2 separate regions of the Mus musculus genome follow, and region 1 is linked to region 2. A link is a loop called in an ENCODE intact Hi-C map of the cell type or tissue named here. Cell type or tissue: heart. All regions are shown on one strand. Links, peaks and the distances in the headings refer to the core of each region. The heading gives the core; the rest is flanking DNA. Region 1 overlaps Tmtc1 (transmembrane and tetratricopeptide repeat containing 1). Region 2 holds the start of Caprin2 (caprin family member 2).

Region 1 (2,906 bases), core at 177-2,676, 500 kb before region 2:
AAGGAAGGCTGCAAAAATGCTGCCTATGACAGGAAAACCCGGGAATTCAATTTTCTTTCCGCTGTTCTTGATAACAGGTGACAGATATGCTCTGCAGTCTATATAGCGTCACACAGAGAAGTATAGAGAATTATAGTGATGTGCTGCGAAGCACATCACTCCCACTACTGTGATGTTGCAGGGAGGGTACCATGGGAGAAGGGCATTCAATGCAGTAAAAGAAAAAAAATCCAATTTTTAAATTTCTACTCAAAATTCAACTTTATGGGGAAAAGGTACATAAAAATGAAACTAGTATCGTTCAGGCTGCCTTACTACAAACAATCTAAAATTCAGTATGAAAACTCTCTGCCAAGTCCTTAATGCAGCTATGTCTTGTTCTGAATTATCAGATCATCATGTAATAAAGGCAGAATTGAGGAACACCAGTGAATAATCATGTTTATAAAATGCTGTACCAGATAAATGTGCCACAAGCTATATAACTTATTTCTTGTTCAAAATTAATTATGCATTCTAAAGAGACAAAACGCTTCAGCAATAAAGGCTCTATCATTACAGGAAAGCTGTTCACTATGCTGACTACTTCACCGTCATCATCTGCCACAGAACTCAGGTTTCCAAAAATAGATCTGAGGGTCATTACTGGGCCGATTTCCAGTGAGAAAACAATGTCACTTAAAATGTAAAATATTAAGTCTATTATTCAAGTTCAAAGGTTTGGCTTTGCCTTCTGGGACATACATCAGAAAAGTGCCTGTGACCCCCAGGCAGGCTACCTACTGGAAGGAAACTTCCATCCTGGCTCTTTGTGACGTTTTTAAGACCTAAAACTTTATAGATATAGAGACCCACCTCAGCTCAGAATTCCACAGCTCAACTGAGTATGCTGCCAAGTTCTCAGTCTGAGCAGAATCTAAATACACACAGGATGTTCTGGGACATCCAACTCTCCTCTGGAAACAATGCAGGCACAGGGGACACCACCCATCCCCATGGCCTCTGAGACAGAGCTGTAGAGAACCAAAGTGGGGGAGGGAAGGAAGCAGGTCTCAGGGAAGCACCCAGAGCTCCCCTCAATAGCTAATGTTTTTAAGACAAAAAAAAAAAAAAAAAAAGTAAAAATCAGCTTTAAGGATGCTCGGGACATTTACAAATCGAATTTACTGTTAGTAATGGATTCGCTCCATCTCGGTCTGAAAACAGCGTCCTTAGACTTTTAATAAAGTCTTCTCCATTCCCCAAGACATAAGTAAGGCACACAGCCAAGACAAGCACACTAGCAGAGGCACCCACAGACCTTGCTCCTGCAGGGGGCAATCAAGCCCAGACTCCATCCTGCTGTTCTAGAACTCTCCCTGTCCTCTCCCACACTCATCACCAGCCTTATAACCAAACCTGACACACTGCTCACCTATCCTGTAACCACCTCAGCATTCCTGCCCCAGGTTAAATCCCGGGCATGCCAGCATGGTGCTTGTGAGCCGCAGGAAGAATATTCCTTGGGTTGGAAGAACACTCCTAAAAACAGAGAAAGAGAAGGCAGAAAGGCAGCAGCCTCAACACAACCTTCCTGGCCTGTTCAGGTGGGGACTCTAACTATGTAGAGAGGCTGCTGAGAAGGTTTTCTGAGCAAGCATGAAGTCCTGAGTTCAATTGCAGTACTTATGTAAAAAGCTGGGGATGTGCTGGTAAGGCCAGTGCTGAGAGGTGGAGACAGGAAGTTTCCCTGAGGTTTGTTAGTTAAATAAACCAGTCCAGGGAGAGACTGTCTTAAATAGTAAGATGGGAAGCAATGAGAGACATACTTGGCTTCAACCACAAGCCCCCCACATACATGTTCACACACACAGGCACACACACACACACACACACACACACACACACACACACACACACACAGAGTAAACGTACTCAGGAAAAGATCATCCCTTTAAAATACTTGGCCTGTATAACTTCGGTGTATCATAGATGCAGTTAGAAGATAATGAATTCTGCAACAAGACAGCCAGCAACCTTCTCCTGAACCTCACAGGAGGCTCTGCTGGGCACAGCAGGGGCACAGCTCCCTGCTGGGTTCTGATTAGACAGAGAGCAGTTTCGGTGCAATTAACCCACCCGACTGTCAAAGCACAGTGAAGAAACCATCACACACGGTGCATAATGGCACAGAAGCGGTACACAAGGAAAGATTTAGCCTGTGAACGATAGGGGCTGTATGGTTCACGCAAAGGAAGAAAAGCGGGAAAAGAAAGAAACAGCATTGCTCTTGGCTGCTTTTCGAAATTTGCTGAGGCTTTGCATATGGCTAAGGCACCCCAGATCACAGGCAGGATGCTTGGGAACACGGGGAACCAGACGCCCCTGTCTGTTTCAAATATTAAGAAAGAAGGTTTGGGGGTTTTGTTTGGCTTTCTTTTGTTTTCCAGCTTGCATCTATAGTTGCTATGGCGGCAAATGTCAATCTCCTGAGACAGAAAAGGGGGAGAAAAGATTGTAGACTAGAAGTCTACAGCAGAACCCAGACTGGCCACACAACATAAGTTTGTTTTGTTACTCTAACTGTAAGAGCCCTTTTAGAGAGGAGGAAACTTTGTTAAGATGCTAGAGAGGTCTTCACAAGACTATTAAAGCTCAGGGTTGAAATTCCAAAGTATAAAATAAATGACAATGTGTGTCCCTTTGAGTGCCAGGCTTTGCTTCTGGACCCAGTGGCCTGCTCAGCTATGACAAGGCATGAGAACCAAAGGACAAAAGAAACAGTGCCAGATGTTGGCAATGCCGGGTTCATGGAAAGGAGCAACTGGCAGCAAGGCCACACTTAGGATGGGCATCCAAGCCTAGAAAATGGGGAGGAGGGGGCCTGGCAGGGGCAGGCCAGCTTGCTGCAGTAGTGTCTGCTAGAC
Region 2 (2,906 bases), core at 108-2,607:
GCTGGTTTTCCCCTTGCTGATCCTGGTTCACTTGGGACTTGGCTGACTTCATACTTCCCACTTTTCCCTCCTCTGAATGGCCGGCCTGAAGGTGACTGGTAACCGAAAAGGGATGGAGAGAGTTGCACCACTGAAACAGATGAGGCTAAAGGATGGGGGCAGGAGGAGTTAAGTACCAATGTAAACTAAAGGTGCACAACGAGGAGCTTCTTTAAAATGAAATGAAGTCAAAACATAACGTTGATTCAGACAGCGTACTTCCACTCCCCTACTAAGGTTAATTGACACAAGCAATAGCCAATAAAGACAGTCTATACGTAGGCAAAATTTACACTATAGGAATGTTTCCAGAAGTTCTATTCCCCACATGGAGAACTGCTAAGCAAGCGGAAGGCTTCTGATCTCATTCTGAATAATTTCTATGGTCGGGGGCGGAGGGTGAGGGTTGCAGCCACAACTTCAAGCTATCTCAAAGTCTACGTGAACCAAGTTTCTTGTACTAAATGACAACACTCTTTGACTGTCCAGGACCTAACCAAGTGCATCCCCCTGGACACTGCTGCCAAGTCTCACAAACTGTACGCCGAGGTGGCTTCCAGTTGTGTTTACAGTAACTCACAATCACTCACTCCTATACTGGCAAGCCTTCCGCTACCCGCACCAAGGAACCGGGAAACCAAGGAGTCGGACACTTCAACTCTATTCAGAAATCCTGCCCGTAAGGAGCAAGACCAGAGCTAGACAGCCCCTGGACACCATTGCTCGTTCAAGTGCCCCAAGGGCCCGAGTAGAGGAGCCCCAGTCAGGGTCACAGTCTAAGGGCCCACGCAGCCCACCAGACGCAGAGCGCTCTGCAAAGCCGCTGAGAAGCCCGACCCCAGAATGCTGGGGCACCACGCTTCTCCACCCCGCCGCGGCCGCGCAGACCCACCCACCCCGCCGCCGTCCTGCTTCACCTCCCCGGCTGCCTCCGAAAGCGCGCGGGAGTCCTGCGCGCTGCAAAGTGGGCGAACTCCACCCCGCACTCCCTTCTCCCCCCGCGTCCCTTCCTCCCGCCTCAGCTTAGCCTGCGGCCACCGCCGACAGTGCACCCAGCCAACTCCGCTGCTCGCGCCCAAGCTGTCCCCCTCAAGGCGCGCGCAACTTATGTAGGCCGCGCACGGCGCGACCACGCCCAAATCCCGCCTATTTCCGGTCCTCTGCCCCGCCCTCTAGCACGCGAGCTCCCCTCGGAGGCTTCGCCTTCCGGTGTCCCCTCCCACTCCCCTCTCGTGCGCTAGACCACCACAGTCCGCCCTTTTCCGGTACCCGGGACCTGCGAGGGACAGGTCCTTTCCGGTGCCCCTCTCTGCAAGCCTGCGCTTGGCGCGTACCTTCCCTGCGCTTCTCTGTTGCGCCTGAGGCTGGTGTGAGATACTGCACCTGGTAGCATGGATGGGCCCGCTTGTTTCAGCCAGCACTGGTGCAGATGATTTCAATTCTTGGAAAAGAGGCAGCAAGTCCTGCGCAGAATGACCAGATAAGCCAGCCTTCAGGCTCTAATGGTTTAAATGGGCACTTCTAAAATACAAGAGCACCCTTGCCCCACAGATGATTTTTCATTGTAGAATGAGTCAGAGGACTCAGCCTGTAAGAGCAGCAGAGTAGATGACTGCAGCCTTTGTAGTAGGAGGGTATGCGCCAAGGCTATGTGTCGCTATGAAGCAATTCATTTCATTGGCACTAAAAGAGTTGTTAAAATTATTTGTTGGGCCGGGCAGTGGTGGCGCACGCCTTTAATCCCAGCACTCGGGAGGCAGAGGCAGGCAGATTTCTGAGTTCGAGGCCAGCCTGGTCTACAGCGTGAGTTCCAGGACAGCCAGGGCTACACAGAGAAACCCTGTCTCGAAAAAAAGAAAAAAAAAACAACAACAAAAAAAAGTTATTTGTTGGGTTGCATAAAGTTAACAGAAAACAGGAAGAATGTCAGCTTCTGAAGGACTGGTGGTAGTTCCTGTATCAAATGAGGTTTTAGGGGTAGATTACTCCCTAATACCAGGGAGGCAGGAACAGACCTAAACAAAAAACACTACCTCATAAACTAAATAAAATAATAAAGTTAATAAATTAAAACTTGTGCCCAAGTATTTTACCAAATAGAATTGGTTTTAAGTCCTATCCTTGAGGCAAGGGTAATTATTTAGAACAGGGCAGTCAAAAGCATAATCAAGTAAATAAATGGAAAGTCTGGACAAGACCACCCAAAAATCACCTTGGCTTTGGCACTTCTTGTTACCTATTACATGTTTACCTGCATGTATGTTTATGTACATGGTTGCCTGGTTCCTGCTGTAGGTCAGAAAAGGGTGTTGGATACCCTGGAACTGGAGTTATAAACAGTTGTGAACCACCACGTGGGTGCAGGGAATTGAGCCCAGGGAGGGCCTGTGGAAGAGCAGCCAGTGCTCTTAACCACTGAGTCATCTCTCCTCCCTGTCCTATTATGTTCTTTAATGTTGTATTTTAGCTTTGAATCTCTGAACTATACCTGCAACTTGAATATTAGACAAACACTATGTTGTCTGTTTTCCTCATTTATAACTAGAGAAAGAACAGGCTGCTGAACTGACCAATAGACTTACCTTTTGCCACACAGAGTGGCCATGAAGCCTGTGATGAGCACACCTTCAGATAACTGAACTGACACATTTATATTTGCATATGCCTTTGTTGGCCTATGCTAATAATGAACCCAAAAATAATATTTCCAACCAGGGGTTGTGGCACATACCTTTACAGGCACACAACTCCCAGCACTCAAGAGGCCGAGGCAGGAAGATTATAAGTCTGAGGATAGCCTGAATCTCCAGATTTACCATAACTATCATTTGGGCCATTAGATTGAGATATAATCCTAACTACTCAAT

The links. Hi-C counts contacts between places; a loop is a spot of excess contacts. Peaks named below come from ENCODE experiments on the same cell type or tissue, not always from the same donor. Only the 100,000 strongest peaks of a DNase experiment are listed, where the experiment ranks them.
Region 1: a loop joins it to region 2, with 2.1 times the contacts of the local background. A loop is called at or near these places in 1 of 42 quality-filtered maps.

The regions. Positions count from the first base shown.
Region 1 is chr6:148,390,189-148,393,094 of GRCm38, forward strand. The region is part of intron 5 of Tmtc1 (transmembrane and tetratricopeptide repeat containing 1); the gene reads right to left. Among named protein-coding and RNA genes, the nearest start is that of Tmtc1, 53 kb to the right of the region's middle. In heart, for the core only: a CTCF peak has its summit at 1,304 (motif pointing right); DNase peaks (open chromatin) are centred at 973 and 1,323; H3K27ac peaks cover 771 bases.
Region 2 is chr6:148,895,062-148,897,967 of GRCm38, forward strand. It overlaps Caprin2 (caprin family member 2), which reads right to left and starts at 1,176. Exons shown (of 19, transcript NM_181541.4): 1 at 957-1,176; 2 at 1-95. The coding sequence starts at 52. In heart, for the core only: a CTCF peak has its summit at 1,269; a DNase peak (open chromatin) is centred at 1,180; H3K4me3 peaks cover 1,734 bases; H3K27ac peaks cover 1,399 bases.